Linked DNA regions of Homo sapiens: region 1 is linked to region 2. The links are chromatin contacts, found by Hi-C or POLR2A ChIA-PET in ENCODE. All regions are on one chromosome and are shown on one strand. The core of a region is the stretch at or near the end of the contact, and the rest is flanking DNA. Distances in the headings are between cores, read along the strand shown. Region 1 overlaps KIAA0753. Region 2 overlaps PITPNM3 (PITPNM family member 3).

What was found. A loop is a pair of places that touch in the nucleus more often than their neighbours do. ChIA-PET counts read pairs that join two places held with the same protein, here RNA polymerase II (POLR2A).
Region 1: a loop to region 2 is called in a map of CD4-positive, alpha-beta T cell, with 5 times the contacts of the local background. The contact joins two enhancer-like sites. A Hi-C loop is called at or near these places in 1 of 168 maps with a recorded cell type or tissue (CD4-positive, alpha-beta T cell). POLR2A ChIA-PET finds 5 or more read pairs at or near these places in 9 of 52 experiments (BJ, H1, HCT116 and 6 more).

Annotation. Positions count from the first base shown.
Region 1 is chr17:6,573,359-6,578,428 of GRCh38, forward strand. KIAA0753 reads right to left here. Exons shown (of 19, transcript NM_014804.3): 19 at 4,789-5,070. Among named protein-coding and RNA genes, the nearest start is that of PITPNM3, 19 kb to the left of the region's middle. Within about 2 kb of position 2,058, at least 11 of the 41 ENCODE cell types and tissues checked have a DNase peak (open chromatin) inside an H3K27ac peak, as active enhancers do.
Region 2 is chr17:6,522,792-6,528,411 of GRCh38, forward strand. It overlaps PITPNM3 (PITPNM family member 3), which reads right to left. Exons shown (of 20, transcript NM_031220.4): 3 at 2,565-2,672. Among named protein-coding and RNA genes, the nearest start is that of PITPNM3, 31 kb to the right of the region's middle. Within about 2 kb of position 1,865, at least 3 of the 41 ENCODE cell types and tissues checked have a DNase peak (open chromatin) inside an H3K27ac peak, as active enhancers do.

The sequences.
Region 1 (5,070 bases), core at 808-3,307, 51 kb after region 2:
ATATCAAATCCATAACGAGACCCGGTGACAACCACTTTCCAGATGGGAAAATCTGCACTTTGCTTGGTTTCTGTTTCATCTGTAAAATGGGATGATACTCTGTATTTCAATGCTAGTGTGAGATTCAGATGAGGTGATATAAATAAAGCACCTAGGACATAGCACCCAAGCAGTGGGGTGATCGCTACTCTGTGGGCGGGGTTTCCAGCCCCAGCAGGAGTGTAGGGGCTCAGGAAAGCAGACCCTGATGGAGTGGCTAGAAACTGAGGCTGCAGCTCAGCTCTGACCTGGTCACTGTGCTGGGCCATGTTAGAAAGTGAAGCAAGGGCATAGTAGGCGCCTGTAATCCCAGCTACGTGGGAGGCAGAGGCAGGAGAATCACTTGAAACCAGGAGGCGGAGGTTGCAGTGAGCTGAGATTGTGCCATTGCACTCCAGCCTGGAGGACAGAGCGAGACTGTCTCAAAAAAAAAAAAAAAAAAAAAAAAGAAAAGAAAAGAAAAGAAAAGAAAAAGAAAATGAAGCAAGACATCTCAGTCCTCTTTATATGCCCAGAACTAAGCACCACTGTGCCTGGCGAAGAGCGGGACCATAGAAAATATTTGCTGATTTTTTAAAAAATGGAGACTGCCCTTATGTTTGACATCTGCTAAGATTTCCTAAGCCATCTAAAAATCATCTACTTGGGAGAAAGATCAAACTGTGTGGCAGAATGGAAAGGCTACTAGACTTGAAGTCAGAGGACCCAGGTTGAGTTCTGGCCCTGTCCCCATGTCTGCATGACACGGAGCAAGCCCCTTAATTTCTACAAACCTCAGTTTCTTCGTCTGTAAAATGGGGCTAATACTTCAACTACCCCATAAGGACGCGGTCCAGTTTAGAAACTTCTGGTGGCACCGGAAGCCCTAGAGCAAGGGCGTCCACTGAGGCAGCCCAGGCGGACCAGCTGGAGGGGGAAGCCAGATGTGTATGTGACTCAGAGCAGCCAAAGGCCAGGCCAGGAAAAGTGTTGCCGAGTGTCTAGTGTGACAGGTGAGGCAAGGAAAGACACAGGATTGTGAGCAGGAGAGAGAGTGCAATGGGTGGAAGGAGGCCAGGGACACACTTCGGAACCAAGCCTGCGCGACAAGCTGAAAGGTTCCCTCTTACGAGGTTCTCAGTGGGGAGTCTAATAGGTAACATTTATTGAGCACTTACTGTCTGCTCAGCGTTATTCTAAGTGGTTTCATGGGCATTTCCCTTAATCCTCACAAAAACCTTGGGTGGGTGCTATTTTTTCATCCCCATTTCACCTATTAGGAAACCAAGGCATGAAAATCACACAGGAATTTAACTTGTGGCTCGAATTCTTAATGAGCTGAACTACTGTTGGTATACAAAACAGGAGTGGTTATAGTGATGTAAGGAAAGAATATATGTAAATGCATTTTATAAATTGTAAAGTGCCAGCTAATACGTGAGCTGTTGTTCAAAGCATTCAGGGAACTTTTTTGACCTCTAGTAACTCTCCAGAAGCAATGTGTTGGCTAATTATGGTTAAGAAAAGCCAAATCTCTTATTGAGCCTGGCCCTGGAGATGCCACTCTCCCCCGGGAGGTCTTTAGGGCCACACAGGACGGTGGCTGCACAAGTTTGGTGGCCAGTTTGATCTCCACGGCTCCCTGGACTCCCTGCTTCCTGTATGCACTCGAGAAATCAGTGTCCGCTGAGGGCTTCCTCGGTCAAATTCAGCTCAGGCTTAGGGACCACTGGGGCTGCAGGGCAGATGGCAGAGCCGACATGTCTGGGATCTGAATGCTCCTGCCCCTCGTGATCGCGGCATTTCAGAGCCGGAAGTCTCCCTAGAATTCTCCCCAGTCCACAAGACTTGCCAGGCATGGATAGAGCTATCTCGGAGCACTGAGGGCCTCCCTGTGGCAGGTGGCAGGAATGTGCTGTGGGCTTCCGGGACACAGGCACGGTGACCTTCTGCAGGGCTCTGCAGGCCAGGAGTGAGAGGCCTTAGGCTGACCTCACCAAGACCCACAGTGAAGACAGAGGAACGATGTGTGGGTGGGAGATTCTGGGGAGCCAAGCCGACCAGAAGGGAAACGCATGACTAAGTTCAGCGGGGCAGGCAGAGAGGAAGTGTGGGGGTGGAGGAGGCCGCAGAGCAACACAAGAGGAGAGATCCCCAGTCGGGAGGGTAAAAGGGGACGGGGTGGAGGGCTGCAGTGAAAGCAAAGGGACAGCAGTGACCAGAAGGGGTTTTAGAGGACATGGAGGTGGACGGGGTCTCAGCTGAGATAGTATTTAAGGGTGCTCTTTGGGGTAAAAGTGCCCCAGAAACGACTGGGTAAGACCTTTGAAGGTTCTCCAGAAAGGATTTTGAGGTGTTGGAATGAGTGGAGGGAGAGATAAAACTATGAGACCCAGAGTGTCATGGGGAATGACACCACCAGGGAGAGAGAGGACAGCACATGCGAGTGGCTTGGACTCCTCAAGGGGAGTAGCCAGCTGTGACAAGGTGGGGGGCTGGAAGGCAGCCTTAGTGGTGGGAACGGATGGACCTAACTCCAGGCCACAGGCAGAAGTCCAGTTGGATGGATGGAAAGCGAGCCAGGGAAAATAGTAAAAGCCTGCAGGTCTGGTTCAAGGAAAGGATTTCCAGGTATATGAGGTCAAGAACAGCCAAGGGGACTCTAGGGAAAGCAGCAAATAAAGGATAAAGGGGTCATCTGGGAAGGCAGGTGCAGGCTTGGGGAGAAGACTGGGGAAGGTGGAGCAAGGTCCTGGACAGGCTGGCAAGAGGGGAACCCAGCACTGGAGCTGAACCGGGAGGGGAGCCCTGACTCCGGAAGCCAGCTGTGCACTCCAGGTCGGGGAATGATCCTGCTGGGTCTGTTGCCTGAGTTCACTTGGGCCTGACAACCAGCCCAGGGTCCCTATCTGGGATTTCCTGGGGCCCTTACTGAGGACTGATAGGAAGTACACAGGATGTCAGGTGGAAGCCCCTCCAATCCAGGCCCACGTTATTGGACTCAGTCAACATGCCAGTGTGGAAACAGATCTGAGATCTCGGCTCCTGAACTAATGGAGCTCAGTGGGGCAAGGCCACTGCCCTTCTGCTGCTCTTCAAGAGCCCAGAGAACCAGGAGCCCTTTCACAGGCTGGCCCCTCCCAAAGGTCACTTCTGTGGTGATCATAAGCCCATGATGATGTGGACACCCCTGAATTTACAGGCTCTGCAGGGAATTCTCACTACTGTCTCACGTTGCTAAAATAAAGAGAGCTCCTCTCAGAAACACAGAAGCGTGATGGAAACCTACACTGTCACAGAGAGCACAGGGGACTTTCTGACTTGGACCCTTCCTCTTGCTGTTGGCCCTGGGGCTTCCCTCAGGCCCTTCCTTCTGCCTTTCAGACCCACTGGCCACAGTGCAGTTCATGCCTCCACCTCCCCCACTCCCCCAACACACACACACACAAACACACTCGGACCACCTTCAGGAAAGCAGGAACCGTGAGCCCAGGGAGGAAGTGGAGTGAGGAAAGCGCTTCTCTCCTCACCATCTCTCCTCCAAACCCCAGCTCCGGCGGGCAGAGGGAGAAGGGACCACAGTGCTGAAATAGTAACAGAACACAAGAGGCAAGGGGCTCCCATGCACATCCTTCTGTCTTCTTCTCCAGTCCCTGGGCCGCCCCAGCTTAGTCCCCAGGAGCACCCTGACCAAGGCTCGCTCAAGGTCAGGAGCAGCATGAGGCTGAGGCCCATGCCCTGCTCTAGGAGGAAGGAAGCAAGTTCTTGCCATCTGAGCTGGAATTGCAATGGCAGCAGTACCTCCAAGATGGAATTATAGTTCTCAAATGGCATTCTATCTCGGGGTCACAAAAGGACATCATAGATTTCTGTGGACTATATGAGATGTGACAGACCCCCCCGTATAAAGTCAATCAGCCTGCCCTTCACCTTTCATTAATTCAGAAGAATTTACTGAGCACCAACTACAAGCTAGGCAGGGTCCCTGCCCTCAAGGAGCTAAACAGACTAGAGGTAAGCACAGAAACAGACAGAAATCCCGTGTGACCAAGCTGTGCCGGTGGAGCGCTCGGAGTGCATTTTCATGTCTCTGTACACTGGGGACGGCGTATGCAACACAAAAACACTGAACTCGTGTGTTTCTGCTTCTGAAATAGTACACGAATAGTTCGTGAGAAAGCTGAAGGGAATTACAGAATGATGTACGGTCAGCCCTTGTTCATGAAGAACAAAAAATTCTAGATGTCTGGGCTGGCTGCGAGGCGATAAACGGGAACTTTTATATTCTAAGGATTTAGCTTCCATTTGCAAAGAAAAATGTTTATTTCTTGCAGTATATTTTTGTGTCTTTGGAGAATGCTCTGGCTGTGGATGTTTGCGATGGGCCAGGGATATAAAGTTGACACCTGGACACTGGGGCTGGTTGAAGCTCCACCCACATGAGTCAGAGAAAGGCAGATCCACCTGGTGGGAGGAGCAGGAGAGAGTGGGAAGATCCTGAAACAAGGCAAAGCCTGGGCTCGGCCTTTCAGGACACAAGCTGCAACAGGAAGTGTGAGAATGGGACTGCCCCAGCACACGCCGAGTGGGGATAGGGAAAGGCAGGAAGATGAGCTCAGGTAAACTCCAAGTTTGTTTGGTCAAATTATCTCCTCCTGTGCCTCGTTTTATTCATCTATACAATGGGAACAATGATGCTCTCCACCTCACAGAGATGAGGTGAGGATTAAATAAGTTACTACATGGCAAGCACGGAGAGCAATGCTCTAGTAGGTGCTCAATAAATGTTAGCTTTTATTGTCACTAATTTTTTTCTCGGGGGGAAGGGGTGGCAAATAATCCACTATAGTCATATCACATATAAAAGTATTCTCAGTGGTTTCTGTAAATCACATTTCACTTTGCCTGTGGGAAAAAAAGGAGATGTAAGTTATTTAAAATAGGCACATACTTTAAAATATTGGGTTTATTTTAAAAACTCAGCACAGTACAAACTGCCACACAAATTACTTTATACTAGCAACAACCGGTGCTCCTATTAATTCAAGTGTA
Region 2 (5,620 bases), core at 615-3,114:
GCCTCTCAGAGCCTTGTCCCAGCCTGCCTTACTGCATAGTAACCCCTGGCTCTGATCTGTCGCTTCCACTCTGCTGCAAGCTTCTCAGGAATGACAAGGCCATCCTGCTTGTCTTTATTCCCCCTACATTGAGCACAGGGTTGAGCCCCTGTGATGGCTCCATAAATGATTATTGAAATGAATGTGTGTGTTCTGTCATGTTGTGGGAATTCACATTATGAATTCACACGAGAATGGGACTTGGAAGGAGCTGGAAATCCAGCTGGTTTCCTCTTCCTCTTACCCTCTCTCCTCTCTTCTTCCCGCTCCCCATTCTGTACTGGGAGGAAATAGTACCAACCCTCGGACTCAGGTAAGCACTGCCCTTCATTCATGAGCATCAGGAAGCATTTGTGAGGGCTGCCACTTGTGCAACATTGGTCATGCTTCTCCCCCTTCCATCATTATAAGAATGACCTGCTATCGAATGCACTTTGCAAATATCATCTCATTTAATCATCACAGCTTTTTTACTAGTCCTCCACTCTGCAGATGAAGAAACAGAAGACCAGGGAGGTGATGTGACTTTTCCTGACCACACAGCCATGGAGTGGCATGGCTGAAGTTCAAACCCAGGCCTCTCTGACTCCAGCACTGCAGCTTCTGCCTCTGTCCTGGACCTCCCGCTGTGCTTCCTCGTCCCCTGCCCTCCAGTGCCCTCCCAGCTCACTCTGCCTCTTGCTCACCTGACCGACTGCCCTTAGCTCTCACTGGGTCTGAGTCATACATTCTTTAGCAGACAAGTGGGGATGGGGGATGGGAAGGGGATGGCCAAATGGATGGTACAAATCCATATTTGTCTTTTCAAGGCTACAAGCACTATTGTGGGGCAGGACCTAGAATCCATGACCCCTTCTAGGCCCCCTCTGGGGTTCTTGGGATGAAGGAAAGAGCAGCAAAGGACCCACTGGCAGATACATGGCTATGACGACTGGTAAGTTGTCTCTGGATTGCCCTTGGGGGCCAGAGTCAGAGCCCCCCCTTCTCGTGGATGGGACAGTGGTACAGGGTGCCTTTCCTTTCAGACTCATGGTTCCTTGAGCCTGACTTTGTTGGGGCCCAGAACTGTGCCAAGCCTTAGTCCAGTCCGGGAGGTGAAGCCCTGGACTGGGAATCAGAAGACCAGGAATCTGAGCCTGATGTTGCCACCAGCTTGGGGGACTTTGGGCAAGACGTGGCTCCTCTGAGCCTGGGTTCTTTGTTGGTTAGATGGGATGACCACACCAGGCCTGCCCATTTCTCAGGATGAGTGCTTTGGCAAAAGGAGAGCTCTGAACCAAGGAGGCAAGGATGGGGATGAGAAAAGGAACAGGAACAGGGCAAGATGGTCACTACCAAGGCAGCCGTTCCCGTGGGCTGGGCCAGGACCATCTCACTGAATGCCTCCTGAGAGCATGGCCTTGCCCACTCGGCAACTCTGGGCCAGAGCACGACTGCGAATGACAGGAGCAATAGAGGAAGGAGAAGAGAAGATGAAGAAGAAATAAAGTAGGAGGAGTGGTATGTGGGGTGGGGAAGGAGGGATGGAAGAAACCAACTTGAGGGTAACAGGTACAGAGGTTAGCACCCTGCATCCCAGATGTGGGTCTAGCCCTGGCTCTGCTTCTCACTCCATTGTAACATTAATCAAATACAGCCCTCAGCTGAAGATCTCTGAGCTCAGTTTCCCATATGTGAGCTCAGATTTTACGACATCTTCAGCCACGTTGTCCGTTTGAATTTTAAAGCCTTGCCCCATTGCTTCACTGTCAGGAGCCCTTCCTGGATCCCCTCTCCTGCCTCCTGAAAGTCATGCCTCTCCCTTCTGAGCTAACACCCTCAGCTTAAGCCTGATCCACATATCTTGACTTATACGTGTCACACATCACAAGACAGAGGCCTCAGATGAATCACCTTTGGTTGCTCCTGCCAAGCACTTATACACAGTAGGTGCTCAATGAGCCTGTTAGTGATGAACAATAGCCAAACAGATGGATAGATGGATGCCAAAAAGAATCAGCCTGCTTTGTAGGCTGATCAAACTCCTGGTCAAAACTCTTCTCCATAGAAAGCCTCCTGGATTAATCCCCAGCCATATACTCCTTCTTCAACAACTCCACCAAAGGAAATCCTGATTCTCACTGCTGTCCTTCTCTCTCCCCTTAGACCTCAGCTCCTGTCCTGCTCAAAGGCTCCTCCAACTGTCACCCTCCTTATTCAGCAGATTCCAATACCAAAGACCTGGCAGTCCAAGGAGCTTGGACCCAGGCACCTGCCATTAACCACCCGTGCCACTGGGGTAGTCATTCTGTGGACAAAGGAAGCTCTGTTGAAGTAGGCTGGAGCTTTTATGCCACAGAAAACCCCACAGAAGTCCCCATGAGAGTTCCTGTAAGTGGCAAAATTCAGGGATGCTATGAAGGAGGAACCAAGGCAGATAGACTCTTCACAGAAGGCCCAAGCCCCAGCCCCAGTCACCAGCCCTACAGCCCCCCCTGCAACACACCTATGTGCACATCCTGGTCATGAGAGAAGCAGAGTCTCACCTTGATGCTCGTCCAGTTTCCCCATGGTCTCGATCTGCTCCACGAGGTCATTGGAGTTCCACTGGCTCATCCCAATGAGGATGGCATTCTTCCCTTCAGCCATCTCCTCTGTGGGAAGAAGCAGCGGTGAGCAGAAGCAGGTGCAGCTAGGGATAGGTAGCCCTATCAGGAGCTTATGTCTGAGGGACATTTTCTCTTGTCCTATTTCTTCCTTGAGTTGAGGTACACCTCAACTCTTGAAGGTGTCTGTAGCTAGACAGTTACAAGACTTGCAGAGATTTATCATTGAAAGAAGGTACTGTTGTACCCTACTGGGCCTCCACGTGCAACAGCAAAAGAAAGTAACAAAAAGCCTGAAACCCCATAGAAAGTACCATTCCTAGCACTGATGGCAGTATCTCTTGAAAGTCAGTGTGTTTGGGAAGAAAGAGCAAAACCTTGTCATTTGCAAGCAGTTTTTCTTTAAATTACTGACTTCTCTGACCCTCGATTTTCCCATCACTAAAATGGATCTGGCCACAGAGGTGTTGTGAGGATTAAATGAGATAATGGATGTAAAGGTCTTAGTGCAGAGGAGGTGCTCATAGATGAGAGCAATCATGATGATGTCATCACATGAGAAGTAACTCACCACCAGGAGTTGAGTGGATGAGGATTTGTGTGCTGCAGAAGCAGCTCTGGAGTAACTGGAGGAGAAGAAACCTTCCGGTTCTAAGGAAGCTTTGACTTGTATGGAACCTTTAGCCCCCATCTGAACTTTATGACCCTCTTAATTCCTCCATTCTCTCCCACTCCTCCCCTCAACCCTGTCTCTATCCTTGTTCTTTCCTTGTCTGAGCATAGTGAGTCTTCTGGGAGAAATCAGTGGGGCTATATTCCATAACCACGCTGAATACAAGGCCCTGGGTCCCACACATCAGATACACACATCTGGTACCATCCCTCATCCTACAAAGGGACATTTCTTCAAAGACAAACCCTTAGGCATGTGTGCTCTCCTCCCCATACTTTGCCGAAAAACAGATGTGCCTTTCTGGTGAAGAGCTTTGTGCCCTCCCTCGCAGAACAGACATCAAAGGGTGTTGAGGACAATCTCCAAGCTTATGATAATTAAGAATAAAGGGTTGAGATCCATTTCACTGCCAAAGAACTTTACCTAGCAGAAGGAATCAATATGGTGCATCTGAAGCTTTGGGAGCTGTCCAGAGTTCTGATTCACTCAAGAGCTCAGTTGACCAGACCCCCAATTCTGGTTAGGACATCTCCTCCTGTCTTATTTTATGTATCTATTTGATTGACTTAACAACACTTATCTAACCGTTACCATACACTGAGATTATTATAAGTGCTTTACAAATATTAACTCGATTCTCAAAACAATACAAAAAAGGTAAAATTGTTATTATCTCCATTTTATAGACAAGGAAACTGAGGCACAGAGTAGCTGAGTAATTCTTGCCCAAGGTCACTGGCTAGAGCCAGGATTTAAAACCAGGTATACTATTTCAAGAGTCCTGAAATCCTGCCATCCTGATAGCCTGCCCTGGACATCCTGTATTGGCTGCCCACACTCCAGCCAGGCACCACACACATTCGGACAATTTCCTGAGCCCAGTGTGTTCCATCTGGGAACTGGTTTATTCTGTGCTGGGCAGGGCCCTGACCAGGTTCCAGTGCAGATCCTGCTGCATGTGAGCTTTGTGCTTTTCCACACCCTCCACCACTGTGTCTGCTTTCCTATCTTTTAAACAACAATAACGACTCAGGGTCTATAGCTCTGTCTAGCAAGCTGCTGTGGGGACAAATAATATAGCAAATTTGAAAATACGACGCAAGTCAAGGTGCTGTAAACAAATATGAGGTGATATTATTCTTCGGGAAGCAGAATTATGAAGAGGTTAAGAGCTCAATTCTCATGTTAGATTGATTTTTTTCAATCCTGGACCCACCATCTGCTAGCAATACAACTGCAGTTTCCTCATCTAAAAGTGATATCATCGTAGGGCCTCTGTCATTGGATTGTTGTGAGCATTAAGTGAGAAGATGCAGGTAAAGGTGTTTGTAAGAGTGCCCCACACACAGTAAAAGCACAGGCTGAGATGCCATTGCATGATGGTATCATCATCACCAGCACCACCACCACCAGTAGGAGCATGGGTGTTATGCCCCACACTCACTCTTGGTTCCACTCCTGCTGTTGTTGGCCCCTATGACATTCTACCCCAGCTGTAGAGTGAGGTAATCAGGATCAGCCCAATTACCACCTTGAGTTCTTTGTCTCCTGGTTCAGTTACTCAAGCATGGAGCTATCCATTTGTTCATTCTAGCATTCAATCTACGGTGAATAGATTCCTGAGCACCTACTGTGTGCAGGGTGAGACACAACCTCCCTCCTGCTGGAATCCAGTTTTGTGAAAAACATGATAGAAATACCTCTGACATAAGCTAAGAGAGCCAGGTATGCAGCAGGCACTCAGCACATCCTAGCTTTCTTCTACAGTGCCATAAGTCCTGTCCCAGTGGTTTATGCAAGGCTACTGGAACCCTGTGGGGTCTCCCAGGGCTCTGGAGGTCTGAGCATGCCTACTCCTGCATGGCCCAGGCCACTTTCCTCTTTTTCCTAATCACCAGTATAACCCTGCTCCATCTTTGGCTTTTGGGCTTTTGTCTGTTTCCGATCAAATATGTCCTTCTCTACCAGAGTCTCACCGTGCTTCTCTCACGCTTTACATCTGGCCCTGACTCACTCAGATCTGAGCTCTCTGGACCCCTTTCTATGGGTCTGTGTCTCTCTTGGTCCTTGTAGTTCTCTTTGCCTCTCCCAAGCTCTCCCATGCTGCCTGCCACATCCGTATCTCTCTCTGGGTGGAACACGTATGCATTGCCTTGCTCTCTTCTCACCCCAGCATCTCTCTCTTTCCTTTCTCTGGGTCTCATCTTATCAGGCTGGGTATGTCTCTTTCTTGATCTCTCTCATTCTCTATGGATTTCTCTTTTGTCTCTCTGGGTCCCTGTCCTCAGGATCTCTCCAGCCCCCTGCTCCCTAAGGGTGTTCT